Linked DNA regions of Homo sapiens: regions 1 and 2 are each linked to region 3. The links are chromatin loops, found by intact Hi-C in ENCODE. Cell type or tissue: HCT116. All regions are shown on one strand. Each heading gives the region's core, and the rest is flanking DNA. Links, peaks and the distances in the headings are about the cores only. Region 1 has its middle 390 kb from the start of CCSER2. Region 2 has its middle 280 kb from the start of CCSER2. Region 3 has its middle 14 kb from the start of LINC00858.

Region 1 (10,090 bases), core at 965-8,964, 450 kb before region 3:
GTGCATGTTTCATAAGACCTGGCCCATCCTCAGGACTTTAAACCAAGGCAAGATCAGGATTAGTGCCAGGGGCCACTAATGAAGGCATGATCCCCCACCCAGGAAGGTGTGGAGTCAGCCGGGGTTGGAGGTGACTCAGTGCCTCAGTCTGTTTGGGCTACTATAGCACAAATATCATAAACTGGATCACTTATAAAGCAACACAAATTTTTTCCTCACAGTTCTAGAGGCTGCGAAGTCCAGGATCAAAGTGCCAGCAGATTCAGCATCTAGCAAGAGCCTGCTTCCTGGTTTATTAACGGCATCTCATTGTGTTCTCAAATGGCAGAAGGGGCAAAGCAGCTGAGATCTCTTTTCTAGGGGCACTAATATTCTCTAGTGCTCTTTTATAAGGGCACTAATCCTATTGATAATGGCATTGCCCTTGTGACTAATTACTTCCCACATTGGTGACTAGGTTTCAACATATTAATTTTGAGGTGATACAAACATACAGAACATAGCACTCAGAAATCCAACCTGCCCCTTCTCTAGGGAACACCAGTCCTAAAATTTCACAATAGTGACTTTAGAAAGATTAATGCTGTTTCCACTGGCTCCCAACGTTTAACCTTGGATTCTCAAGAGTTTCTATAGGAATGCTTTGGCATTGATTGCCCCTAACCCAATTGACTGTACATTGCAGAGGAACCACCTCCTTGCTTTCTGGGGCATTCCCAGCCTAAGAGCCTCATTCAGGAATAGGAGGAAACAGTCCAGTATGCTCCACACTTCTGGGCATATTTTTTCAAAAATATTGGTTTTTTTTTATTGTCTCCCTTGTGGGCATCAGGGCCGGACATTAACATCCCCCATTGAGCCCCCAGTTAAGGCGGAATGGAGCATGAATGAAAGCTTGGGGGTGCTAAACATTCTGCTGAGTGCATCACTAACATTTTCACACTTACTCCTCACAATGACTCTGTGAGGCAGATTATCCCTAATTTATAAATGAACAAAGGCTTAGCATAATGATCGTAAATTCATTCATGAGTGACAGAGCAGCAATCCAAGCATGGGCACAACTAACCCGAAATCCATGCCTTTGCATTTATCAGCCAATAAGTATTTATATTTCTTTCTAAGGCCAGACATCGTTAGAATAATAATAAACCAGATGAACCTAGTGCCTGCACTGGCCTCAGGAAGTCCGCTGGAGAAGGTAGAAAAAAGAGGAAAGGCATAATTTTGATATGAGGACAGGTGGAGCCCAAGGAAGTTGGCTTTCAAGTTGGATTTTAAAACAAACTTTCGTTGAGGTATCATTCACATACCATAAGTTGCACATGTTCAAAATATAGTTTGATAAGTTTTGACAAGTGTTCACTCCCATGAAACCAACACCACATCACAATTATGAACATATTCAACATCTCAACATCCTCCAAAGTTTCTTCTTGCTCCTTTATAATTTATTCCTCCATCCCTTTCCTGGTCCCTGTCATTCCCAGCCTTCTGTCATAGTAGCTTAGTCTGCATTTTCTATAACTTTATCTAATTAGAATCACAGACTATGTACTCTCTTTTTGTCTGGCTTCCTTCACTCAACATAATTACTTTGCAATTCATCCATGCTGTCCCGTGGATCAGTAGTTTATTCATTGCTATTGCTAAGTAGTATTCCATTGTATGGGTGTACCCCATTTTGTTTACACACTTATCTATTGATGAATATTTGGATTGTTTCCAGTTTGGGGTTATTACAAATAAAGGTACTGTTGGACATTTATGTATGTTAGAGTGAGATGAACCCAGGAAGCTAGAGGTGAATTCTCCATTCTCAAGAACTGTGATCAGGAGGAGGCCTGGCCATTGTTTAATCACTTCCCCCAGGTCTCATCCTATACTATTTTCAGTTAACTCATATCTGCCTCTGAGCCAGAGCACCCAACATGTGTTGTTGTGAAGGCTCTGCCAGTTAACACAGCCACCAATTCCCATGGTGTGGTGGTTCATTTTATGTGTCAACTTGGCTGGACTAAGGAATTCCCAACAGCTGGTAAAACATTATTCCTGGGTGTGTCTATGAGGGTGTTTTTGGAAGAGATTAGCATTTGCATTGGTAGACTGAGAAGATCCACCCTCATTAATATGAATGAGCATCATCCATTCTGTCGAGAGTCTGAATAGAACAGAAAGGTAGAGGAATGTCAGCTTCAGTCTCTCTGCTTGAGCTGAGATATCCATCTTCTCTTGCCTGAAGACATGGGTGCTCCTTGTTCTCAAGCTTCAGATTTGGACTGAATTACACCAGCAGCTTTTCTGGGTCTGTGGTTTACAGACAGCAGATCATGGGATTTCTTAGTCTCCATAACCACAAGAGACAATTCCTGCAATAAACCTCCCCATATGTATATCTGTATATATCCTATTGGCTCTGTTTCTCTGGGGACCTCTGATGAATACATGTGGTGGTGCACATTTATGCATCATAGTTTCCTTTCTACCATCTCACGGATACTCATATGGACACCTCCCATCAAGAGCACGAATCCAAATCAAAGCAGAGTCAACATCCAGTCACTTCTGTGGGCAGGATCAGGGCAGTCAGAGGCCAAAGCCAAGCAAAATGTCAGTCCCAAGATGGGAGAGCTGGCTGTCGGTGTCAGGGGCTTCTCCAGTGGGCCTCAGCACTAAGTCTAATGGTTTTGATCAAGAGTGGAGTGTACACCCCAGATTCTGCTCCCGCCTGCCACATACATGTCCTGGGAATTCAGTGAGCAGGCACTGCAATAATCTTCAACAACAGAGACTTGCCAGAAAGCACAGAGGAAGTTCTCCACAGCCCCACTTCCCACCTAGATGTTCCATAACTGTCATCTGTCAAACTAGCTTCCTTGGAAGCCAGAACAAGTCTTCACATCCTCAAAGATAAGAATCTGAATTTAAAAAAAAAATTCTTTCTCATAGTTCACCTAGCATTCATTGTCCCCAAGAGAGCAGATTCGATCAGATCTGATGCCTACTACTCCACCAGAAGCATCAAAATTTCAGCTCACCCATCATTTTAGAGTTGGTAGGCCTGCCTTCTGCTCATCCCATACATGGCTTCTTTCATGTTCATTTTACATATCGTCAGTCCCTGGTTTGACAAGCTGATACAGTACAATGCCATTGATTTTAATAATAAATCATGCAAACAGCATATGAGAAAAGAGCTTGTTGAGAGCAATTCTGCAAAAGCTGGCTCTGTACTAGTCACGTAGGCATTTGAGTTTCATGGACTCTACTCTCTTTCTACACAACCCTCTCTGAATACGGTTGCTCCAAAGGTCTAAGGTTGAGCTGCAAGGAGTGGGCAAGTTAGTTCAGCTACCAGGAATGGAGAAATAGAGACATAGCTTCTCTCATGTTCTATGAGAGAACATGAGAACAACTTGAAAGGGAGCTGGTTTCACACTTAAATTTCAGCATGTATCTACACTTGACAGCAGTGTCATACACTCCTTCACATGTGGAAGAAACTGACTCAGTGCCACAGGGACTTCATTTTCAGACATGCCAAGTAGCAGGCATGTCTCAGTGAGAGGTAGAAAGAATTGCACAGGCGTTAGTGTTGCCTTTCTGGAATTTTATTGCTGCTACCCTTCATGCTAGCCATATAACTTTGGGCAAGATATATATCATCTCTGATTCTTCAGAAAGATAAAAACAACAGCATTTACTCAAAGACTCTGAAGATTACATGAGATAGCATGCAAAGTGCCTACTAAGGGGCCTGGCATCAGCAGGTGCTGGCTGCCTATGAATTTTCCTCCCCGCTACCATTCATCCTCTTCTCAGTTCTCATATATCTAAGCTGGAATCAGCCTAATGATATATTCCTATTGTCTTGACTATGAAAAGAAAAATGTTAAAAAAAAAAAAAGTAGGACATGCTGGGCACACTTGATGCTCTGCACCACACAGCTTGTTTACACACCCACAAGCCCAGCCGGGGTTGGGAAGAGCCGCTCAGGCCCCTCTTCCATTGGGCCTGGCACCATAGATTGCCCCAAGATGCATTACACCAACAAGCAGCCTGCTTAGGGAGGCAGAGCCATAAGATCAATGCTAGCAATGGGCAAGAATAATAGGCTTTCATCAACTCCTGATGACGCAGGGCTGAGAAGGACTCTGGAAATGCTGTACATCTATGTACAAGGGCAGGGAGGTCAAAGGTGACTCTGAACAGCTGACCTACCTTGATCATGCCAAACAGATTATAGGCAAAGTGAGAGGTTATTTTCCATGCTTGCTATGTTGACAATATCAAGGAATTCAGGAAGCACACAAAGAAGGGTGAGAGGTTATTTTCTATGCTTGCTCTGTTGACCATATCAAGGAATTCAGGAGGCACACGAAGAAAGGTGAGAGACACTTAGCAGTGAGAGGAGATCACCCTCAGTTTCCTTGCATTTTTCCCTCATTTCAGTTCTGCTGTCTTTCCCTAACCAGCCACTAACCTCCCTCTCTTTCCATTCACACTTATGTTTCTCTTAGCAGGGGTCAGCAAGCTATGGCCCATGGGCCAAATTCAGCCCACCACCTTATTTTGTAAATAAAGCTATGCCCATTCATTTCTCCATTATCTATGCCTACTTCTGGCTACAATGCTGGCGTTCAGTAGTGGCGACAGAGACCTTATGGCCTGCAAAGCCTTAAATATTTACTATATGGCCCATTATAGGGAAATGTTTGCTGATCCCTTCCCTTGGAAATAGACTACACAAGCTAAACTCAATCTGTGTCCCATACATTGTAGAACACTATAATCCTTGGAGTTGAATTAGTGTAATATTTAAAATAAAAAAAGAGACTCAAAGTTTAATAAGCTTAGGGCTCTCTGGATTATGCAGAGGCTTTTTCTGTAAAAATTCTTAGAAACTATATTATGCAGGCCGGGCGCGGTGGCTCACGCCTGTAATCCCAGCACTTTGGGAGGCCGAGGCGGGTGGATCATGAGGTCAGGAGATCGAGACCATCCTGGCTAACAAGGTGAAACCCCGTCTCTACTAAAAATACAAAAAATTAGCCGGGCGCGGTGGCGGGCGCCTGTAGTCCCAGCTACTCGGGAGGCTGAGGCAGGAGAATGGCGTGAACCCGGGAAGCGGAGCTTGCAGTGAGCCGAGATTGCGCCACTGCAGTCCGCAGTCCGGCCTGGGCGACAGAGCGAGACTCCGTCTCAAAAAAAAAAAAAAAAAAAAGAAACTATATTATGCTTACACACACTGTGAATCTCTAAAGGAAGGGGTGTTATGGCCTGCATGTAAAAGCTTCATTTTCAAAAGAAATGAGCCTGAGGCAGAAGATTTCTGCACTATTTAGGAAGACTTATGTGCCTTGTTAGGAAGTACAATCCCAAGGAGCATGACAGGGACAAGGCGGGGGAAGCAGAGAGGGAAAATGAGGCTGCACTGCCAAGTTGGCTGCCACTAGGGGGCAGATGCTGGCTCCTGTGTACACCACGTTGCAGGATTGTGTGTAATGCAGGAATCAGGGGGAAATGTATCCAACAACCTGTGGGAACCAGAGAAGAGACCCATGGTGACAGCAGGCAGCATCAGGTACAGGTGCATGCTTGAGGTGAGGTGCTGTTGGGTTGCACCTGCCTGCAGTCAAAACCCATGCAGAGCTTTTGGCCAGCGATGCAGCTCCAATAAGCAAGGGTAGGGAAGAAAACATCCAATGTTGTGCAAATGCGTTCTGATACCAAGAAACACAGAATGCTGGGCTTCCTAGAGCTACTGACTATAGAGTCATCTTTCCCATGAATAGACAACATGTCAAAGGGCACTTACAATCCGCACAATGGTCTAAGATTTACCAGGCTGCACTTCCCCACTTCCCCGTATAACCCACATCCTGAAACCTGCCCTTCTTTTTCTCATACCACCATTGACCCATCCCTAACCAGCCACTAACCTCCCTCTCTCTTTACAGTCACAGTTATGTTTCTCTTAGCAAGGGTCAGAAAATATAGCCCATGGGCCTAAGTTAGACCAGCACCCTTTTTCTCATACCATCACTGACCCATCCCAAAACCCCTCCAACCCTGTGACCTCTTCTCAACATCAACCTCCCGCCAGGAGAGCAACTGAGCACAATGGAAATAATACACAACTTGGGATCAGAAACCCATGTTTGAAAACTGGCTCTCCACTAACCAGCTGGGGAAGCGCCATCACATTACTCAATTTCTACCAACTTCAGTTTCTTCAACTCAAAAAGGGACTGACAGCACAGGATGATATGAGGAATTACGAAGTAACTCATGTAAAGGGTTACCCACAATAGTTACACATGACATTGTAGCTATTCTTTTTTTATTATTATTACTGCATCTTTTGACATTGTTGGCCTTGCATTTTCAAGAACTTCTCTCATCCCCCAGTTTCCCTGCTGTCCCTCAAATTCTTCCTTACCTCTTCTATTTTTCTAAGTCACATTCTGCTATGAGCTGAATTGGGTCCCCCCTCCCCTAATATGAGTTAGGGGAGGGGGTACACAATTCAAGTCCCAACCTCCAATGTGATTGTGTTTGAAGATAGCAACTTTATGGAGATAGTCAAGGTTAAATGAGGTAATAAGGGTGGGGCCCTGATCAGATGCGGTTAGTGTTCCTATGAGAAGAGACACCAGAGAGCTCTTTCTCTCCCACTTTCTCTTTCTTCCTGCTTCTCCCTCCATCTCCTTGTTTGCACACAACAAAAACAGGCCACATGATGATGCAATGAGAAGGTGGCCATCTGCAAGCCAAGAAAAGAGTCCTCAACAGAGCCTGACCCTGTGGACCTTGATTTTTGGACTTTCAGCCTCCAGAGCTGTGAAACAAGACACTCTTGTTGTTTATGCTGCTGTCCAGTATTTGGTATTTTGTTATGGCAGCCCAAGCAGAGTAATACACCTTCCCTCTCTCCTCTTCCTCTTTCTACTTTGAAATGGAGAAGTTCATCAAGGTACTAATGCCCTAGACTTCATTCCCAATCTCCCCTCCAATTCTAATCTCATTCCCGCCATTGACTTCACCTGTCACTCACAAATCCATATCTCCAACTCTGACCTCTCCTATGAACACCTGGAACCAAATTTTCAAAATCTCTGTTTGACATCACCACTTGAGTATCCCACAGGCACAGCAAACTCATAACATCTAAAACTGAACTCATCGTACTCTCCCTGAGAGCCCTTCAATACCTTTTTCTGTCTGTCAAAACCTTTGTACAACAAGAAAAGACATAAAGAGAAGTGGATAGTTGAATAGAAGGATGAAAAGATAAACAGGCATATAAAATTAAAGCCATCATTTGAGCACTTAACCTATGTGTCATATACTGTGCAAAAATATTTACATGCATCAGTTTGTTTTATTTGTATAATCTCTCCTGTTTTACAGATAAGGAAACTGAAGAAAGGGTATCTTAGTCCATTCTTGCACTGCTATAAAGAAATTCCTGAAACTGGGTAATTGATAAAGATAATAGTTTTAATTGGCTCATGGTTCCATAGGCTGTATGGGAAGCATGGCTGAGGATGCCTTAGGAAACTTATAATCACGGCAGAAGGGAAAGGGGAAGGAGGCACATCTTACACATAGCTGGAGCTGGAGGAAGAGAGCAAAGTGAGAGCAAAGCGAGAGGTGCTACAAACTTTTAAACTGCCAGATTTCATGAGAGCTCACTCACTATCACCAGAACAGCAAGGGAGAATCTGCCCCCATGATCCAATCACCTCCCACCAGGCCCCTCCTTCAACACTGGGGATTACAACTGGACATGACATACAAGCAAGGACACAGAGCAAAACCATATCAAAGGGTAAAGCAACTTTCCAAGAGTCACAGGGTCTGTAAGTGATGAAACTAAGTTTGCAAACCAGGCAATCAAACTCCAGAATGAGGCTTCAACCAGGTAACTAGCTTTTGCTCAGCCAACCTTCTCTCTTCTCTCAGGATAACCTCTTTGCCACCATGCCTATCTAGGCTCCTGATATGCAGAAAATAGCAACACATGTTCACTGTACTTCACTCCCTGCTCTCCCTCTTCTCCCTCTCTCCCACATCATCCCCCCTTTGCCAACACTATTTCTATAGCCTAGAACATTCGTACTTTCCCGTGAGAACTGATGCATGTGTCACAGTGTGTATGAAGCTTTGCCTCATCCCTACAGGCAAAATTCATCACTCTTTCCCTGTGCTTCTTCCAGCACATTTTATTTTCACTGCTATCAAAGAACCTATTTCTTAGTATGATACTGAGCTATGTGTTTGTCTTCCCTGCTGGATCACTAGCTTCTGGACAGCAGGACTTGACTAGTTCATCTCTGTGTGCTGCATGTGTTAAGAGAGCACCTGCCACTGAGTAGAAGGTCAGTAAGTGGCTGTAACTGAGGTTGAATTCAGCACAAAACCTGCCAAGACATTAGTTTTTTGGACGAGTGGGATGAGAAGAAGCCTGACAGCTGGCAAGGACCTATGCCTGTGTCCAGGAAACAAAGGGACCACACATGGGAAACCTCCACCAGAGGGAAAAATTGCAAACATGGGGTGCACTATATACTAAGTAATCTCACAGACTCATAAAATCAAACATGCCAGGGGCAGAAGGATGCCAGATGCACGGGCCAGCTTATTCCTTAAGGAAAAGAGGATACTGCCAATGAGGAAGCTAAAGCCACAGAGGTTAATATTCTTCACAAGATTTGGTAGCTCATTAATGTGTATGTGGAGATTGGGTGGTTGAGGAGTCATTTTCTGCTTAAGAAACATGAACACATCCCCAAAATGTCCAAATTACAGAGACACACGTGTGAATTCCTCAGAGACATAAGAATATGTATCAGGGCCGGGCGCGGTGGCTCACGCCTGTAATCCCAGCACTTTGGGAGGCCAAGGCAGGCGGATCATGAGGTCAGGAGATCGAGATCATCCTGGCTAACACGGTGAAACTCTGTCTCTATTAAAAATACAAAAAAATTAGCTGGGCGTGGCGGCGGGCGCCCGTAGTCCCAGCTACTCGGGACGCTGAGGCAGGAGAATGGCGTGAACCGGAGAGGCGGAGCTTGCAGTGAGCCAAGATCGCGCCACAGCACTCCAGCCTGGGTGACAGAGCAAGATTCCGTCTCAAAAAAAAAGAAGAAGAATATGTATCAGAGCATATGAAACAGAATAAGTTGTATCCACAAATTTAAGAGTGCAAGAAACATTCATTTCTCCATAACCTGTGATTCAAATTAAATCTGTCTTCACACCAGGGTGGTGGAAACTTCCATCCCAAGATTTTAAGGTAAAGATGGCAGATTGAGCACATGCATCTAAAGCACCCTCTCTCGTAATCCCACTGAAACTACAGCAAGGAGATTTTGTTTAAAAAGAATAAACTCAAAAGGCAGGGAGACGAAGAGAGAAGACAACATCCCCCTGATATTGGAGGCTGGAAAGCAGATGGGTGAATGGTAACTGACTTGGCAGTTCTAAGCCAACAGTAGGGAGAGCCAAGAAACAATCCAAAGAAGAATGCAGAATCCTCAAAAGGCTTCAGAGTTGGCAGCACCAGGTGTCACCTCTGGAAGTGGGGTAGAATGGAGGAGGTAGCTAAGAAAAGGAGGATCATTTGAAAGCTGTGTAACTGTCAGATCTGGAGCTGACTGTGTGGTATTGTCAAGATGATACAATAAGGAGCCCAATTCCAGCTGGCCATTTACTGGCTAAGTAGTGTTGGGCAAGTTACTTTACCACTCTGTGCTTTAGTTCTTGTATCTGAGAAATGGGATTTTAACATTTCTCTCTTTGTAAGTTAAGATTTGTTAAGAATGTATACTCATGCCTGGTACCTAATAAATTCTTAAAAAAAAAAAAAAAATAGATCCCCACTCCCAATTACAAACCATTGGGAAATTGCTTCTTCCCTATCTCAGCTGGTCTGAAGAATTATTATCTGGGGAGAATAAAAAAGATTGTCTGTGAATAGGAAACACCATGCACACTTAAGGGCAGAGTAGCACAAGGGAAACAGATGTATTAAGGAAACTTGCATACTAAACATTCACCACCTTCTTTCTTCCTGGACTCCAG
Region 2 (10,090 bases), core at 806-8,805, 350 kb before region 3:
CCTGAAGGCCCCACCTCTTAATACTATCAGGTTGGCAATTATGTTTCAACAAGTGAATTTGGCAGACAAACTCAGACCACAGCATTCTTCTCCTGGCCCCCAAAATTCATGTCCTTCTCACATGCAAAGCACCTTTATTCCATCTCTTATCCCCTCAAAGTCTTAACTCATTCCAGCACCAAATCAGAGTCTAAGGACCATAGTTTCATCTAAATAAATATAGGTGATACTCAAGTGATGGATCATCCTGAGGCAAATTCCCCCTCCAACTGGGAGCCTGTGAAATCAAACAAGTTATATGCTTCCAAAACACAATGGCAAGTCAGGCATAAGATAGGCATTCCCTTTCCAAAAGGAAGACATAGGAAAGAAGGAAGGGGTAACCGGTTGCAAGTCTAAAACTCAACAAGGCAAACAATATTAAATCTTGAGGCTTGAGAACAGTCTCATTAGACTCCATGTCCTGTCTTCTGGACACACTGGGGCAGGGGCTCAGCCCCCAAAGTTTCAGGGAGCCCTACCCTCATGGCTTTGCTAGGTGTCACCTATACAGCAGCTCTCAGAGTTTGGGCCAGGTGCCTGCAGCTCTCCCAGGGTGGTGTTGCACACTGGCGGCTCTTTGTAAGTCTTTGTAGAACCCACTGTAGCAGTGACTCCAATCCCACAGCTCCACTAAGCATTGTCCTAGCTCTCTGTGGTGGCTCTGCTCTGTAGCAGTTCACTGCCAGGGCTCTGAGGCTCTCCAAGGCATCTTTTGAAATCTAGATAGAGGCAGCCATGCTCTCACAGCTCTTATTTTCTGTACATATGCACATGTATGTCACCAAGGCTTACTGTCTTGTGCCCTCTGGAACAGTGGCTCAAGCCCCACATGGGCCTACTTGAGCCACTGTTGGGGTGGCCAAGAAGCACTGCATTCAAATACAAGTAGCAGAGACTTGAGGCAGCCCTGGGCAGTGAGCCCTGAAGCCTCACACCTCTGGACCCCTCTCTTGAAACTATTCTGCCCTCAAGGCCCTGGTACTCCAGGCCTGTGATGGAAGTGGCAGCCTGGAAGAGCTCTGAAACGTATTTTGGATCACTCTTCCATTGTCTTGATGAATAGCATCTGGCTTTCTTCTATCCATGCTAATGACTTTATCAAACATTCACTTGGCCACACCCTTGGTATTCTTTCCTGAACAATCTTTTAAATCATTAGGTTGGTGCAAAAGTAATTGCAGTTTTGCCATTATAAAACCAGGCTAAGAATACCAAATCTTTAAGTTCTCTTTCCCTTTTGATGATTATAAATTTTTCCTTTAATTCATTTTTCTTTTATTTTTCCTTTTACATAGCCAGGCTGAGAATTTTCCAAATCTTTAAGTTCTCCTTCCCTTTTGACTATAAATTCTTCGTTTAATTCATTTTTCTTTTCTCAGATTTTACTATAAGCAGTCAAGAGAAGCCATGCTGCACCTTCAACACTTTGCTTAGAGATTTCTTCCACCAAATAACCTATTTTATTGCTCTTAAATTTTGTCTTCCACAAGGTACTAGTACATGGACACAAGTTAGCTAAGTTATTTGCCACTTTTTAACAAGGATAGCCTTTCCTCCAGTTTTCAGCAAGGCATTCCTCACTTTCATCTAAGACCTCATTAGAATGGCCTTTACTGTGCATATTTCTACCAGCATCTGGATCACAACAACTCAGATAGTTTCTAAGAAGACAAGGCTCTCTCTGTGGCTCTTTTCATCTCCCAAGCCCTCACCAGAAGCACCCTTGACGCTTCATCCACAGCAAATCTAGACTTTTATTAGCATGCACCTCTAAACTCTTCCAGCCTCTAACCAGTTTCAAACCTGCATCTACATTTTCAGGTCAGCTATTTGTTATAGCAATGTCATGCTTCCTGGTACCAATTTCTGAGTTCATTTATGCTGCTATTTTTTTCCACAGAGGTAATATGGTTATATTACTCAGCATAGCAGAGTAGTCAAGTGCACAGCCTCTGGAGATGTACTCCCCAGGTTCAAATCCTGGCTCTGCTGCTTGCTAGCTGTGTACCTTGAGCAACTTTCTCTGAGCCACATTTTTCCCTGCTGTAAAATGGGAGTAACAATCATTGTAAATCTGTCCTTATAGGCTGCTAAAAGAATCAAATGGATTAAAATATAACTAAAGTGCTTAGAAGAATAACTGGCATGTAAGCAAGTGACATATGAGTACTACCATGGTACTGATGTATTTATTCCAGCCTCACAAGCTTGTTAGAGTCACCTCTTCCCCAAGTCAGCTACAGCTGTGCAGATGAGACCTGGGACACTGGGAATCTAACTATGTGAATAGGAATTATTATAGCAGCAGCAGAAATAAGTCCATATGTTCATATTTCAAATATATTGTAAACAACTGGGGAACTTGAGTGCTTAACACAGTACCTGGAAAGTAAGCACTCCTTCCCTCTGCCATATCTTTTCTACCCATTCCCAATCCCAACTTTAACCTTATAGTCAAGTTACATTTTGGATGCTTTCAATGTTTTTGTATAACATTGAATCAAAGGGAAGGGTCTGTTTCAGATCATTATTCATCTTTTCATTACTGTCATATATTTTATTGATTTTTCATTGAAATGTTTTTTCAACATTTTAAAATGAGGCTTTGGCTTCAGCAGATCCCAGATCCTGACATCTGGTGAATTACAAACAATTGTGTAGGTTTGTTTTTAATTTTAATTTCAAAAAATCAATAAGTCATTGTGATGTCTTTAGAAGATATTAAATAATACAATCAATTTGGAATTTATTATAAAGATGCTCTTTTCAACAGTGTCTATGCAAAATCAGAATATTTGTGAAGCCTTAAGGTGCTTGGCTTTCTGGAATGGCATTAAGATCCAGAATAGAATGACTATAATCCCAGCACTTTGGGAGGCCGAGGAGGGCAGATCACCTGAGGTCAGGAGTCTGAGACCTGCCTGAGCAACATGGAGAAACCCCATCTCTACTAATAATACAAAAATTAGCCGGGCGTGGTGGTGCATGCCTGTAATCCTGGCTACTCAGGAGGCTGAGGCACGAGAATCATTTGAACCCGGGAGGCAGAGGTTGCGGTGAGCCAAGATCGCACCATTGCACTCCAGCCTGGGCAACAAGAGTGAAACTCCATCTCAAAAAAAAAAAAAAAAAAAGATCCAGAATAGAATCAAGAGGGCCTACGGAGAGCATCCAGGACAGAAAAAGTTTTGCTAAGAACAAGTTCAAGGAAAATTAACATATTTACTGGAAATTACTTTTTTCCATTCAAAATTTTTTTTAAAAATTGCTTTTAAAGTAATCCGAATTTCATCTGCTACTGAATGAATAGCAGAACATCCATGAGAACACTGATGCTGGTTTTGGCCACTAACAGATTTGCAACTAGGTCATGTGCGAAGATACAGGGTGAAGACGGCTTTGTAACCATTCACCTGGAAATAGATTAGAGGCCACATGCAGAAGCCACAGCCTTGGGGATCAGGTAGCTCACTGCTAATCCAGGTAGCCCATCTAGGGGAAAATGCGGCTTGGAGACTTGGAGAATCATGTGCCTTTCCTGAGTTTTTAATCCTTCATGGGGCAGAGTCAGGACAGACCCAGCCCTTCTGATTTCCTGCTCAACACCCTTCTGACATTCCAAGCTAGAAGTGAGAACTCAGAAATTCTGTCATTCTGTCATCCACCACCAGTAGGGGTGCTGCTCCTGGCGGTGCCCTTGGACTTGCTGACTGGAGGTCAGAGCTGAGAATGGCAGTCCCCCAGTTCCCCCAAGAAAGACACGTTGCCTCTGTACCTTGACAAGACCCATGATCAGCAACGAATTCACTGGCCACCTACTCTGTTGGCTGTTGGATTTGAAGACAGGGCAAAAGATAACACACAGACACACATATTTTGTTTAAATTGGGCTTTGCCCAACTCACAGAATTACCTAGGCAAGGCATAAGAGCCACAGCCCTGGCTGTTCCTCTGTGGCTGAGACAACACTGACATCTTGTGGTCTTGAATTCAGCCAGCCCTAAGCGTCACAGGCCAGAGTCTACCCAGCCCTGCCAGGAGGAGCTTTTCCCAGCCCTACAAATGGGAATGGATCCATTCTGTGTGGACTCTGCCTGCAGGGGGCTCATGGTTTAGCAGGACACCCAAGTAACCAACCATGTGCACACACTGGGTGACACAGACAGCGCCTGGCATCTGACCAGCCGCACACACACACTCAACCCAGACAGCAAATACTCAGCGTGCAACACTGCGGGCAGCTCCAGAACTGGCGTTAAATAAGAAGCATGCAGACAATTACAATACAGTGAGAAAGGTGCCGATTAAGGTATGAATAACAGCTGTGGGAACACACAAGCAGAGTGGACAGACAGCCAGAGGATACGGTAAGCCTTCAGAAATGACATAAGATCAGGAACACAAAAGATACTGTGGAGTAATCAAGGAAGCAAGGTGCGGAATGATTAAGTCAGAATTTCCCAGCGTCACAGAATAGATTCAGTTTAGAGGTGGAGTGCTAAGCCCCGGGAGATGGCTTCTACAGCATGAGAGGGGATCGACAGGGTTCATTTGGGGAGAAGCAAGAGTGCGAGTGAGAGACACAGAGAGGGAAAGCGTAAAAGACAAGTCTGTAAAGATAGACAGCCTTGAATGCTAGAATAAAGCGTTCACGTTATTCAATTGCTGAAAGTCACGTTATAACGCTGTATTTAAGAAGAAATGATCTGGCAAAGATAAAGCATGAACTATAAGCACAAGACAAAGACTGGAAAGATGCTCCCCCTCGTGTCAGCAGGGGCTGTCCCTAGGAAAGAGGACTATAATGCTTATTCCTGTCATTTTTCTTTTTTTTTCTATTGTTACATATTTTAATACTTTGGTAATGAAAGAAATGACGATCAAGCTATTGCCATATGAAGCAGATGGATGATAAGAGTGGGAGCCTGGCCACTCGCATAGTCATGGTCAGTTTCCTTCAGGAGGAAGCTCCTTCCCAAAAGCAGACAGGACAACAGGGCTATGTGAGACTCCGGATCAGAATCTCAGCATCTGTCTAACTGGGAGGACCCTTAGGTATCTACTCAACCCCCTGCTGCAGACAAGGGCTGGGGCTCTTGGAGAGGAAGTGGCTCCCCCCGGGACACACAGCCCTTCCTAGACCTCAGGATTCAGGCTCAGCTCCTGATTCCCTCTCAGGGCCCCCTCCTCTTCCCTTCCCACCGCTGCTCACCTCCTCTCATTATCTGTATAGCCAGAAGCCACCACAGCATGGCCAGGACCCAGAGCTTCACGAGGGCCCTCAGGTAGCAGCCAAGCCAGGGCTGCAGCAGCACGTCTGCCTTTCCACAGGTCAAGGCTAAGACATACTGTAAAGCTCCACCTGAAAAAGAAAGCAATGAAATACCAGGACCTGGCAGGGCACGGTGGCTTACACCTGTAATCCCAGCACTTTGGGAGGCCGAGGTGGATGGATCACCTGAGGTCGGGAGTTCGAGACCAGCCTGACCAACATGGAGAAACCCCGTCTCTACTAAAAACACAAAATTAGCCAGGTGTGGTGGCGCAAGCCTGTAATTCCGGCTACTTGGGAGGCTGAGGCAGGAGAATCGCTTGAACCTGGGAGGCAGAGGTTGTGGTGAGCCGAGATTGCGCCATTGCACTCCAGCCTGGGCAATAAGAGTGAAATTCTGTCTCAAAAAAAAAAAAAAAAATACCAGGACTTATTTTTTAAAAATGTAAGGACCGGGCACAGTGACTCACACCTGTAATACCAGCACTCTGGGAGGCCAAGGCAGGTGGGTCACCTGAGGTCAGGAATTCAAGACCAGCCTGGCCAACATGGTGAAACCCCCGTCTCTAATAAAAATACAAAAAATTATCTGGGCATGGTGGTGGGCACCTGTAATCCCAGCTACTCAGGAGGCTGAGGCAGGAGAATCGCTTGAACCCAGGAAGTGTAGGTTGTGGTGAAACGAGATCTCACCATTGCACTCCAGCCTAAGCAACAAGAGTAAAACTCCATCTCAAAAAAAAAAAAATTAAATTCTTGAGTACACATGCAGGATGTGCAGGTTTGTTACATAGGTAAATGCGTGTCATGGTGGTTTGCTGCACCTATCAACCCATCACCTAGGTATTAAGCCCAGCATGCATTAGCTATTTTTCCTAATGCTCTCCCTCCCCACACCCCACCTGCCGACAGGCCCCAGCATGTGTTGTTCCCGTCCTTGTGTCCATGTGTTCTCATTGTTCAGCTCCCACTTATAAGTGAGAACTTCCAAATACCAGAACTTTTATGTTATTTCAGCCAGTGGTTCTCAAAGTGTGTTTCAGAAACCCATGGAAGTACCCATGACCCTTCCATGGAGTCTGTAAACGCAAACTATTTGCATAAAAATACTAAGTACAATCTAGCTTCTTCATTCTCATTCTTGCATAAGCCTAGAGAGGGGTTTCCAGAGGCAACTTGCATGGAATATCACAACAGATTGAATGCAAACAGATTGACAGCGGCACCTGAAATAATTGTTGGAGGATGAAAAGGTAGGCTCAAACTTTATTGAATCTATTCAATTGAATGCAAAGATGGAAATGAAAACCTGTCTTCTGTTAAGCCAGACATTTGTAAAAGTTGAAAAAAATATAAAACAATGCTATTCTTCTCAATAATCTTTTGAAGTAGAATATAGTTATTTGAAATATTATCGTATGTACAAGTATTATGCTATTTTATTTTTTAATTCATAAATATATTTGAAAAATTTCAGTTCTAGTTTATAATATGGTAAATATTGATAGATACAACCCACATAAATAAAAACTCTTTGGAGCTCCAAAAATTTTTTTAAGTGCCAAGAGACCAAAACTTTTAAGAACCACTAATTCTACTTTCTAGCCTATCACCCTACCTCCTTCCCATTCCCTGCCGTTGTCTGAACCTGCCAGATCCCCCACCTTCAAGGGGCAGATCTCCTTTCTTACCATCTTACTCTCACAGGACACCTGGCATGATATTTCCTACTTATGGGTCCATATATCTATCTTTCTTTCCTCCTTCCTCTCTCCTGTCCTCTTTCCCTACTTCCCCAGGCTGTGTCCTTGGTCCCAGGCATGCCTGAGCTGGCAGAATCCTGGGCACAAAACATTTCTTCCCTCTCTTCTGCTTTCCTTCCACCTGTCGAGCCTTGAATCTGGCTCCTATAAGACACCTGTCTTTCTTCTAAGGGCTACTAAAACAGCACTTCTCCCCAGAAATTGGCCCCCAAACCTCTTTAAAAGGATCACAGACCGAGGAACCTGATGGAATGGAATTTGCCCCTGCCCTTTCAGCATTCAGTAATCATTTCAGGAGCCCTAATTCTGTGTCAGATGCTGGGGATCCAAAGATGAGTAAGAGATATCCCTTCAATCTGCTCACAGGTTCCTAGGGAAATGAAGAAGGAACCAATAGTTCTGTCTAGGGAAGGCAGGAGATGCTTCACAGAAGACATGACACTTGTGGATCAGACAAGATGGAGAGGAGTTTTCTGATGAAGAACTGAAGATAATTTTCCTAGTGAGGAAAGAATGCTTTCAAAGGCACACAGAGGCGAAATTTCATGTCATATCTAGGGAACTGACTAGATCAATGAGGGCGTGGGCACATATATGCATGTGTGTGCATGCACATATGTAAGTTTGCATGTGATGTACACACATGTGCACATTTGTGTGAGCCTATGAATGCATGTTTGCACCTATGCATGTGTGTGCTTGTGTATGTGCCTGTGTGCATGCATGCCTGTGTATGCATTTGTTGAGGGCATAAATGTGTCTGTGTGCCTGCATGTAACTTTGCATGTGTGTGTGCATGCATGCGTGTAACTCTGCATGTGGGTGTGTACATGTTTGCATGTGTGTGAGCGTGAGCCTAGGAATGCATGCTGCGTCTGTGCATGTGTGTGCCTGTGCATGCACCTGTGTGTATGTATGCCTGTGTATGGATGTGTATGTGTGTTTGCATGCCTAGGTATGCATACATTGAGTGCATATGTGCCTGTGTGCATAAGTGTGTGAAAGCTTAGTGCTGACAGACTGCGAATGCATCTTGAGCAGAGAGAGGAGGAAATGGGAGGAAAGGGAATTCTCCTAGACATGTTACATATGTAGTCTTACTTTGTCCTCACAACAACCTTACTACGTGGGTGGCATTGTACCCATTCTATAATAAGGATAAGTGAATTGCTCAAGGACCTAACAGTTATAGGTGATGAAGCTATAATTCAGGCCACACCTCTAACTAGTCCCCACCCACAGGGACCTGAGATTGGGGTACTTTGAAGTCTGGAAGCCCAGCTCTTTCCATGTGTCCCCCTCTCAGGTGGAATCTGGCTGAATTCCTGAATGCCTGACATTTCACTGGGAGAACTCCAGTGGATGGTGTGTTCATTTTCCAGATAATCCCTCTAGTGTGTGCCAGGGCAACCCAGCTCCTCTGCCACCAGGCAGAAGCTAGTACATTTTTCAAAGCTTTTTCTGCAATTCAGAGAGCCAACAGCAAAACACAAAACCATAATTTCAGTCTTTGAAAATGGCCAGTTGGAAAATGAAATGGGAGGTCATGGGTTTGAGGAAATTGGGAAAAACCATCAAATGCTCTCCCTGCTCAACAAAGCAGCTGAGAGCTTGAGTTAGCTCTGCAGAGAAATGACCAGACGAGGTCAGGTACTGCCAAGCTCACTGACTTGGCCTTTCCTGGCCTTCCTCCTCTGTTAAATTTGGTCCATGAAACAGCAGTGATTCCAAACAAGCTTGTTCATGCATCATTTCAGCTAAGTCAAAAAGGAGCACTCCTCATTCTAACAGATATTAGGACCTATTTTCTGTGCTAAACACTGTTCTGAGGCCTTTCTATATTCTCTCACATAAGTTACATCTGTTTTCCAGGGCTTACACCATATTTTCTATATTCTATTTATATAGGATGAAATTATACCATACAGCACATATTACATATTTAGTGTATTTTTAGTTATATATTTAAACACTTCCATGTTGCCTATGATATACTTTATGTTTTTAGCACAATCCTTTGAGTCAATTATTTATCACCCCATTTTTTAGACTAAAAAACTGAAGCCCAGCAGGCTAGAATAACTTGCTTTAAGTCCTGCAACCAGTAAAACTGACAAACAGAATGCAAACCTACATCCTCCTGTAACCCAGATTTGTACCTTTTCTTCTGTGTCAGCTCTTTCATCTGGTTTCATTCTTAGTCACAGTCAGGGCATAACCAGATGCTGTGGGATCCTGGGCCACCTCCGGGCACCCTCCTGAATCAGCGTGGTCCTGACCACCACCACCCTTTCTTCATGTCCCAAGGGTGGTTGCGTTGCTGTGAACATACTTAAAATCCCGGCCTAAAACTGTTCAGCAAATTGTGACTTGCTCAGAAATAGAATATTACAAAACCCTTAAAAATTATATTTCATGGCCACAGAAATAAATGCTTATATGTAAAACAAACAACAATAACAAAGGACACAATGTGGTCATCATAACATGAGATCAACATTGTGAAGAAATTCACAGAAAAAAGCCAGAAAGGAAAATCCAATTGCTTAATTAGGGGTTATTCCTGGATGAGGGGCTGATGGGTGCCTTTTCTTCTTCTTTTGACTTTTCAGTATTTCACAACTTTTCCACGATAGACATGCATCGCTTTACAATGAGGGGCAAAAATATTTAAAACCTGAGCGTGGCTTGAAAACTGCTCACACTGCCCAGTTTCATGCACACTTCAAAGGGCATGGGGCTGGAGCAAGTCTCCCTTCCACAGAGCTGGCTGGAGCCTCACAGCAAGAGGGAGTGCACCTGGGGAAAACTCCTCCTCCCGGCGTGGGCAGCCGGGTTTGTTGTGTCTGCCCTCCAGTTCTCCATTCTCACGTCGCCTGAATTTCCCTGGAGAAGGCACAGGCTACAGCCTGAAGCCGACCCTTCCTTCCCCAGCTGGTCTGCAGCATTCAGCTCTGCAACCTCCAAACCCAAACCCAGTCCTAAAACATAAGCCTGCTGGGTGACAGGCTTC
Region 3 (10,090 bases), core at 1,141-9,140:
GGGGCATTAGAACTGGGGGAAGGCAGGCAATCTCAGAACTTACCTAAAAAGAGATGCAACCCACAGACTCCTAGAAAGCAAAGCAGAGTGGATTGCAGATTTCTAAGGTGGTAGTCATGGGGGAGGAGGCTTATCCCCATTCACCATCTTAAACATTTGGTAGGAGAAGTTATGCTGGGATTTCTTTAATTTATTTATATTTCCTCGTGTGTGTGTGTGTGTTTTTTTCTCAAAGAAAATGCTTCAGGTTTTTTATTTTTTTTGTGGGGGCGGTGGTGGGGGGAGATGAAGTCTTGCTCTGTCATCCAGGCTGTAGTGCAGTGGCACAATCTCAGCTCACTGCAACCTCCACCTCCCAGGTTCAAGCGATTCTCCTGCCTCAGCCTCCCAAGTAGCTGGGATTACAGGCACACGCCACCATTCCTGGCTAATTTTTGTATTTTTAATGGATATGGTTTTTATCATGTTGGCTAGGCTGGTCTTGAACTCCTGACCTCAAGTGATCTGCCTGGCTCGGCTTCCCAAAGTGCTGGGATTACAGGTGTGAGCCACAATGCCCAGCTGAAGCATAAGTCACCTACTTCCAGCAGGAATTTAACCAGTGACCTAAGGATTGCTTCAGTTTTTTAAAAAAAGTTTGAAAACGACTGATGTAATCCAACCCATCATAAATGAAAATGCAGCCCACAAAAATTCAGTGATTCACCCAAAGTCACACAGGAAGGGAACAGCAAAGCTGGAACTCCAAAGTGGGTGTCTGTTCTGACCAGGAGACCAAGATTCTTTCTATGTCACCTGCTGCCTCCCTGTTAAGTCACCTTCCACAGCATCTGAAAAATTCTTAGCATGTGCTGACTTGAGTCATAGAATATCTTTGGTTGTAGATATATTGTCCCCATGAATAGATTTATCTGATCATAGATGTTTGGATCTGCAGGGCGTGGGGACTAGATTTAGGATCAAGAGGATGGATTCCAAACTCAGGTTCTGGTGGATTTGGGGTGCCACTTAACCTGTGCACATCTCAGCTTTTTCATCTGAAAAATGGGATTCTAAATTCTCTTCCTGCTACCTTTCTTTCATTGTTCTGAGGATCGCTCAAACAAAAGACATGAAAGAGATGTGTAATTGTAATGTATTCATTTAGATCTTCATTTATTCCTTTAGTAGCAGAATATTGGTGCTCATGGCTTTATTTGGTTTAGAGAATCACTAGTTCTAACCTTCTCATCACAGGGTTTTTCTTCTGATTCCCGAGCTGGCAGGGAGAGGCTGTGCTAAGTGGCTGAAAGTTTGTCACTCTGTCCCACACCTGCCATGTGACTACATGATGCCATGTGACTACACCCAGGACAACTCCCTTCAGCTCTTGCTCATATTTCCAGATGCTCACTAGACCTAAATGCTCACTAGATCCAAATACCTGAGTATCTAAGAGGCATCTGTATTTATTCTCCCCCAAGCCTGGTTTGTCTTCCTCATCTTGGTATATGGCACCTCCAAAACCCTAGGTACCATCCTTATGTACTCCCATGTCCTCGATTCTCACCTCATTTACAAATGGAAATGGAAATTTTCTCTACAGCATCCATTCTGCCCTCTCCCACTACTCAGCAACTATGTCATTTGTGTAGGTCTGACTACACCCGTACCTTTATTGGTACAAGCAAATTAAAATAATTTCACCCTCTTACCTATGGTGATGGTTTCCAATAAATCCCATCTAAGCTAAGCTAATCAGTCCATTGGCAGCTGGGGATTAATGGGAGTATTAAGCCAACTATCATTTTAATTCTCCTGGAAACAGGGATTTGTTTAGAAGTGGTCGAATCAAGCCCCAACTCAAGATTTTTATTTTATGGTTATTGGGAATGATGCTTGCTTCCTCCTATATGTGAACAGAACTAACTCACAATCATGTACGTATATTGTTCTAGGAGCCATCTTGGAGTTATTAATAAAGTTAGCGTAAGAATAAATGGACACATAGAGAGTGGGAGAGAGAAAGGGCAGACCTGAGAATCACAGAAAAATAAACCTGGAGACCTGATCAAACCTTGCATGAAGCTTCCACTCTTCCACTTTTCATTTGTGGGAATCTGTAAGTTGCACTTATTTTTCAGACTGTTAATATTTACATTTTCTGTTACCTGAAATCAAAAGCACCCAAACTGATAAACTTACTTAAACCACTAGCAAGTCATGTAACATCTGTTTCTAAAACTGTGTAACAAATCTGTCCATATCTCACTGTTATCGTCACCACCACCTAGTTCAAGGCAGCAGCATCTTTGGTCTGGACTATTGTAACAATCCCTACTTCAATTTTCAGCCTCTACTGTTCAATGTAGCCCCCAAACAGCAGCCAGAGACATCAGTTAAAAATGGAAACCAGATCTGGTTACTTTCTTGATGAAAACCTTTCAAAGATTTTCATTTGCTCTTAAAATAAAACTCACTGTTCCCCTTCCCCATCCCAGCCAGCCCTACTGGATGGACATGTCCCCTGCGTCTCCCGTTGCTTCTCTTTGGGCTTTCTGCCCCAGCCTCATGCCTCTCCTCGAACAGCCACTCCCTTTCCCACTTGCTGTTCCCTCTGCCTGAAATATTTTCCTTTTGCCCTCACCTGACAGCCTTATTATTATCGTTTAAGTCACAGCTTGAATATCACCTCTTCAGAGAGGTCTTTCCCAACCACCTCTCCCAGCTTCCCTATCTGTTCCCTAGTTTATGTCCTCCAAAGTGCTTATCAAAATTTGTAACGATTTCTTTTATACATTTACTTGTTTATTGTCAGTACAATGTAAGCCCCTCATGAGGACCTTGTCTGTCTTGTTTAAACTTGACTTACAGTTAGGCTCAATAAATATTTGTTGAATTGTTGTTGAATGGTGAACACCCAACAGCTGTGCGGCAACAGGAAATGCCATAGGGAGGTGCACCAGAGCGCCACCCAGTGGCATCTTAGGCCTGGCATGGAGGTTTTCAGAGCTCAGTCCAATGACACAACTTGAAACATTGATCTGAATCATCTGGCAGGTGAGAGACAATGAACACCCAGTCAGAGGCTGGGAAGTGATGGAGGAGCAGCTAGGATCATAATCGGTTGCTTTGGCTGAACACACTGCAACTCAGTAACATCGGTTTACTTGGGAGTTTGTTAGAAATGCATCCTTGGTCCCTACCCAGGCCTACTGAACCAGAGTCTGCATTTAACAAGATCCCAGGTGATTTGTGTGCACCGAAGAGTTTGAGAAGTGCTGCTCTACAGCATCTTGGATGTGCATTGCCTGCACTGATATCCAAAAATCCCTGTGCCAGGAGGCACAAACCAAGCTTTCTCATTTACTGTATGACCTTCAGCAGTATTATTAACCTCTTATTCTTTAGTGCGCCCACTAAAAGCCCTGGCCCTATTATCTTGTGGATGATATCATGATAATAAAATAAAAAGCCTTGGGCTGAGGCTCTCCTGCTGGCCTATGGTCTTTGGAATTTGGGAGAATTAGTAAGAGAAAGATGAGAGCAAGCCATAGAACAAGAGCAAGTGAAGAAGAATGAACACCTAGAGAGAAATATATATTAATATAAAACAGCAAACAATGGCCTCAGAGATAACTCAGAGTAAATCTCAGTTAAATCACTCTTCATGAAACAGAACTGTTCATACCACTCCCCAAAAGTGGTGGTTCTCACTCATGGCTGCATATCAGAATCACCTGGGAGCTTAAAAAGCCCAAGCCAGCCAGCCCTTTAAACCTACCACATCAGAATCTCTGTGCCAGGGACCTAGACAGCTATAATCTGTAAGGCTCTCTGGGGCTTCTCAAGTTTTAAGGTGCACACAAACCAACTCTAGGGGTCGTTAAAATGAAGATTTGGATTAAGGAGTTCTGAGCTGGGCCCTGAGACTTGAGGGCCTGAGACATTTCTTTTTAAAAAATTTTTATTTTATGTATGTATGTATGTATGTATGTATGTATGTATGTATGTATGTGTGTATGTATGTATTTACAGAGACAAGGGCTCACTATGTTGCCCCGGCTGGTGTCCAGCTCTTGGACTCAAGTGATCCTTCCATCTCAGCCTCCCAAAGTGCTGGGATTACAGGCATGAGCCACCACGCCCAACCCTGAGACATTTCGAACAAGCTCCCAAATGAGGTTGGGGCTTCCAGTGCAGGGATAACACATTGAGTCACCAGGAACCAGGTGATTCAAATTTGCAAACGAAGTTGAGAACTGTGCTTGTGAGGATGTTGTGGGGATTAAATGAGGGAGTAGTTGGGACACTTGTGGTGTGTAATCGCCAGTCAATTATCACAATTCTCCTACACACCCTTTTCTTGAGTGACAGCAAAGAGTAGATGATGAAGTCCCTGATGGAACATATCTAATATCTATTGAGCACCTACCGGGTACCATGTGCTTTAAAGTATGCCACCCAAATGAGTCCATTCTTGTGGATGTGGAACAAACTCAGAGATAAAAAATTTGCTCGAACTTGCTTAGACATTTGTTAAAAAATACTATTCGATGACACTTGTGAAAGCATGGTAAAGACTTTATTCAGGACCATCGCTATAGGTGTAGGGACAGCTGCAATGGAATGTTGCAATGGGTGAGAGAGATGGACAAGTCGGAAACGATAGCCCAGGAGCAGGGTGTGGTTTGCTGGATGGAAAATTACTAAGATGAAACATCAAGAATAAAAGGGATTCTGGCTAAACCTATCGAACAAGATTCTTGCTGAAGACAGGCCAGGGTGATCAGAAATCACCTGGGGGATGGTGCAGGCTGAGGAACCTGATCAGATATCCAGGGCTGATGGTTCTTGCTAAACTAACTTAATAGGGTTCTTTGCTACAACTGGGTGTTACAAGGAAGTTCAGAGATGGGCCTAGAAGAAGGTTCAAGAGCCTGACTCGAGTTTGGTCAAGCAGAGAATCTTTGTCACATTGAATAAATGGTAAATCCTGGATTCATGCCCAGGGATTTCCAACACCCAAAGCTGAGCCCTTTCCAATCTGCCAAGCTGGCTGTGATCTAGAAGGCGAAGGCGGTGCATGTGTTGGACAGCTGCAGAGGGCAGGGCAGCTGAGCTGAGGATGCTGTGCAGGGGATAATGGAGGCCATTGTGAGAGCTGCCAGGTGGATGGAGGGAAGAGCAGGTGTGTGATGTTGGGGCCAAGGAGCAGCTTAAGAGAGGAGCAGCAAGTTACCTCAACCGAGAACAGAGGGAAGACTTAAGGATTATATCTCTGGCCTTCACCCAGTGCTTTCCCAGCCCTCGTTACCTTAGAAACATTGCCCACAATTGCCAAATGTCATTTATTGTGCCTCTGCCTGAGGAGTGGGGTGCTTCTCCGAACCCTCCTGCCCCACACCCCATAGTTTGCAGTGTTCTTCCACCTATGATCACAGCATGAGGGCTAATCACCACCACTTTTCAGATGAACAGTCCCAGGTTGGAGAAATCCAGGGACTGCCCTGACTTATCAGTCAGACAAAGACAAAACCCAGGCCCAGACCTCTTATCAAAATGCTGTGGTGTGCAGGGCTTTGGAGGCCTCCATTTGGCTAGACATTCAATGGCTGTTCTATAGACAGAGAAAAGGGACTGACTCCATGGGGCCATCAAAGACTCCTCTGGCCAACGTGCATGACACTGTGTTTCCTTTAAGAAAGAGAGAGATGTGGAATCATGTCATCATTTGAGGTAGAAACAGTTAAGTGTCAGGTTTCGTCTGTATCACGAGCAGGCAAAGGAAAACGTGTCGGAAATCCTGCAGGAATCAATAACCCACCCACGCGGCCTCAGCAGGAGACCCCCAGGCTCTGCGGAGAGGCACTACCATCAGGGCTGGCAGCTCAGGATGTACTGATCATTGAGAGGGCACTGCCACCTTGTGGTACCTGCTGAGCACTGCGCCACCCTCACATTCTGCCCAGTGCGAGTATTTATGCATGTCGGATCTCTGCTTTTCCCTTCTCTCTTCATTTACCTTAGATGACAGGACAGATAATAGTGATATTTACATACACAGGGAACACAAGAAGGGAGACAGTTGTGGTGGGAAGGAGAGTGAGCTTGTATTTGAGAGAATTGGACCAGGAGTATCTCTGACAGGGAGAACAGCAGAAATTCTATTAATTATGAGGCAAAAAGAAAGATATGAATAAATTAGGCCAACTTCTTTGCCAATGAATTTATTTATCTATATAGAAAATTTGTGGGATCCCTTTTCCCTTTAACAGGGAATATAGATACTGTATAGTTCAGGCAGTATCTAGTTGGTATCTACTTTCTTGCTAGACAATCAAATGCACAGCCCTTTCCCTCCCCAGGAAAATTGTGCCAGTGAAGGTCTCCGGAAGGGGCCAATCCTTTACCTTGGTTACAACTTTCTACTTTATTTGTGATGTCAAGTCCATTTGGCAATAGGCAGAGCCATCTTTCCCAGCAAGAGGATGAGGTGGGTGATAATATTCTACGGTACTTACATTTCTTTGTGAAAGAACTCAAATACATTCTAGAATCAATGGATCTTAGAGTGGGAGGGGATCTTAGAAGCCAAATTTTATAACTTTTAAATGGGATTTTTACAATCCCCGGGTTCTGCAGAAGTGGCACTGGGTGTTCCTGGGCTGGGGGCACCAGTTGGGCTGTTGGTCCCCTCCATTATCATCTGTTTCAATGATGAGCTTTGATGTAACACTGTATTAGTTTGTTAAAGCGGCTGTAACAAAATACATAGACTGGGTGGCTTAAGCAACAGAAATTTATTTTGCACATTTCTGGAGGCTGGAAGTCGGAGATCAAGTTGCCGGCAGTGTTGGTGTCTGGTAAGGGCTCTCTCCTTGGGCTGGGCCAACTTTTCACAGTGAGCTCACATGGTCTTTCCTGGACATATGCTTGGGGTGGGAGAAGAGGGAGCTCAGGCTCTCCGGTGTCTCTTCTCATAAGGACACAATCCTATGGGATCAGGGCTCCGCTCTTATGACCTCATTTAACTGTACTGGGTTTCAACATAGGTATTTCAGGGGACACAAACATTCAGTCCACCACAAACATCTAGTTTGGAGAAAAAAAATTCGATAGTGTTTGAGAATCTTCTGCCTGTGTCAGAGCCCTGGGGGACTGAGATGATAGAGGGGATGGGCCAGAGGGGGTCTTGACTCCCAAGGTTACCCAGCGAGGGGATGGCAAGGCCTGGTCACACTACAGGAGTGCATGTTATGGGGCCTTCCTCTGTGGATGCCAATTTAGGGAAAACTGTTCTTAGAAATCATGGTGGTTTTCTTACATAGGACTATGTGGTTTTAAAAAAATAGAGAAACAAAAGAAAAAAAATGGTGATTTCCAAGTCAAACAGAAAATTTTAAAAATCCAGAATGGGGCTAAAATTGGCTACACATTGAAATTCAGTGGGGGATAATTCTCTTGAAATACAATTAAATCAAGTACACAATGAAGCATAGAGTGCACGCTTAATTTATCTAGAGCCAGGGATAACTGTTTAGTTTTGTGATAAGGACTTGCAGAGATTCTGAAGGAAATTTCTGGGCTATCTTGATAACCTTATTATTATACCTGATTTCACTTACTTGGACATGGCTGTACCGTAATTTCTATCTTTGATTTCCTAGCTATTGTTAACACCTGTATTTTACTCACAAATGTAACGAAGAGACAAAGAGGCAGTGGACATTTTCTGGCAGTATCTGGAAAGGATCTTGGTACTGCGTCGTCGCATCGAGCACGTGTCTGACACACAGCAGCTGTTCAGTAGATACGTATTGGATGGATAGGTGAATATGTCAGAACTAAGTGACACAGACAGGGATTCAGGGGGTCAAATGGATGCTGGCTTACAAATGAGGAAGTGATTGCTGGAGGTGACATTTTCTGGTGCTTGATGCTTGCTGGTTCTGGACGTCCACCTCCTGGTGGCCTCTTCCAAGTCCAGTCTGTGTGTCTGCATATCAATGTGGTCTTTAGTGTAGAGTGTGGCTAGAGGCCAGGGCAGGAGAAGTTAGGCTGGTTCCCCGGGCCTCCAGTGAAGATGCCCTGAGCCCTCGAGCTCTGCAGATGAGGCTCTAGCACAGTCTCTGCTATTTTCACCCTTCTTTCTTCCTTCCTGACTTCTCCAGACTCAGTCTTCTCACCTTGCTCTTGTTCCCCTTTCCACAATGTGGCCCCAGTTCTCCAGGGCTGCACGGAACTTGGAGAGAGCACTGTGGTGCTAGTGATGACTAACATGGGCGGGGGGACCTTGTTGGTGTGTCCCCCTAAAATTCATTGTGTCTGCAGGGGGTGGCATTAAGGGGTCACAAGTGAATGGAGAAAAAAGACCAAGGGGTGCCCAGGAAAGGGTGAGCAGTTGCTCCAGAGGAGCCTAGGAGGGAGGCAGGAGAGGAAGGCTGGTGGGGAATGACGCTCAGCAAACTCAGACTGATGGGGCTTATCTATTCTTCCCCTCCGCTCTGTGGGACGGAGCTTGCTTTCTCCTGCCTCCACGGTCCTGGGTCAGCTGCGCCTTCATCATCAGACTTCCTCAGTCACCTTGCCCACCATCTCCATTTCCCTTCAGGGCCCCGGGTCTCACCAGATATACAGATATACATTCAGGGATGGGGACTCCTGCATTAGTGTCACAAACCCAGAGGCCCACAGGCTCTGCAGGGAACATACAACTACAGCCAGGGATAAAACACTTGAAGGAGGTAGAAGTAACATTACTCTTTACATGTTTTTGTGATTGCAAAAGTGGTACATATTCATTGTAGAAAATCAGCAGAGAGCTTGAGGACTGTGAATCCATCACCTTAGGGGTTGCGCAGAGCAAAGCGAGCCTGAGAAGGATTTAGGCCTTTGAGGGCTGTGGTCTAACTTCTGCCAGGCCAAGTGCCAGGGATGGGCGGACTCTGATTCCTATCCCAGCTCAGGGACTGTGCCAAGGGCCCACAGGGAGGTGGACTTCAGACAGGATTCAGCCACTTTCTTTGTCCTCTTCCCCCAGAGGCAGCTGAGCTGCTTAAAAGAAGGCAGGGGTGCAGGGGAGGTTGTGGGGTGAGTGGGAAGGAGGGCAGAGAAGAAGCCCTGCACGCAGTGTCACAGGGGACAAGATCCTAAAAGTGCTTGGGAACATGGGCAGAAGAGCCTGAAGGTGATGAGTCTCCCCAAGCCCACTCCATGAGTGGGAATTGGGGGGTGTGGGCCGACATGGGGCTTCTGAAGTGAGTAGCTTCAGGCGGGACTCTGGTCATTCCTCACCAGGTGCTGCTTCAGCCCTTCCCATCTCCTGCCAACCCAGGCCAGGGTGGCCATTCCCAAGCCCTCCTTTCACTCCTGCGGGAAGCCTTGGGGATGCAAGGCTTGAGCTTAAGCCATCCCTGAAAGCAGCCTAACCAAACCACCTTCCTCCCTGCCTCTCCTCTGAGCACAGATGAGGACGCTGATGTGTTCGGCCTCGTCTCTTTCTCTTGGGGACTCGGGATGGCTCTTGTCACAAACCCAGAGGCCCACAGGATCAACAGGGGACACAGGCACTGAGGTTGACACAAGAGCATGTGTCCTGGGCAAAGGGCCGAGCTGCCCTGAGCTCTACAAACTGTAACAATGTAGGAAGGCAGCCGGGTAAAGCCTCATCTTCTGACATCTGGATTTAAATAAACTGTCCTGATTTTTAAATGTTGGCAACAAACCTCAAAACATTTTAAAGTAATGTGCAGGCCTAGCCCCGTATTACCAGAGGCTGTCTTTGACTGGCATGTACTGGTGGCTGATACTCCATGAGCACTTACCATGACAGGGAATGTTCTGGTCCTTTCTGTGTAGTCAAGTTGCCACTTCCATCATCTCACCTCCCAACTTGGGAAACGATGCACAGGCAGAGGAAGTGACGGGCAGCAGATCACGATTTAATACATGGTGTTTGAATGCTGGCAGCCTGGCTTGAGGTCCCATAAGCAAACCCTGGGGCTTTTACCCCTTTCTATGTAAGACTGAGTCCCTGCAAGGCATGGCCAAGACTTAACGAACAGCTCTGTTTTAATGAGTATTTTCTATGTGCTTAGTGAGTACATGT

The links. A loop is a pair of places that touch in the nucleus more often than their neighbours do. Peaks named below come from ENCODE experiments on the same cell type or tissue, not always from the same donor. Only the 100,000 strongest peaks of a DNase experiment are listed, where the experiment ranks them.
Region 1: a loop joins it to region 3, with 3 times the contacts of the local background. A loop is called at or near these places in 5 of 110 quality-filtered maps.
Region 2: a loop joins it to region 3, with 9 times the contacts of the local background. A loop is called at or near these places in 3 of 110 quality-filtered maps.

Annotation. Positions count from the first base shown.
Region 1 is chr10:84,711,424-84,721,513 of GRCh38, reverse strand. No RefSeq gene overlaps it. Among named protein-coding and RNA genes, the nearest start is that of CCSER2, 390 kb to the right of the region's middle. In HCT116, for the core only: a CTCF peak has its summit at 5,458 (motif pointing right); a DNase peak (open chromatin) is centred at 5,463; H3K27me3 peaks cover 1,991 bases.
Region 2 is chr10:84,607,520-84,617,609 of GRCh38, reverse strand. No RefSeq gene overlaps it. Among named protein-coding and RNA genes, the nearest start is that of CCSER2, 280 kb to the right of the region's middle. In HCT116, for the core only: CTCF peaks have their summits at 3,770 and 4,023 (motif pointing left); DNase peaks (open chromatin) are centred at 3,739 and 4,049; H3K27me3 peaks cover 1,342 bases.
Region 3 is chr10:84,260,587-84,270,676 of GRCh38, reverse strand. No RefSeq gene overlaps it. Among named protein-coding and RNA genes, the nearest start is that of LINC00858, 14 kb to the left of the region's middle. RefSeq lists an enhancer at 262-1,461 and a silencer at 5,827-5,976. In HCT116, for the core only: CTCF peaks have their summits at 2,948 (motif pointing left) and 5,905 (motif pointing left); DNase peaks (open chromatin) are centred at 2,936 and 5,926.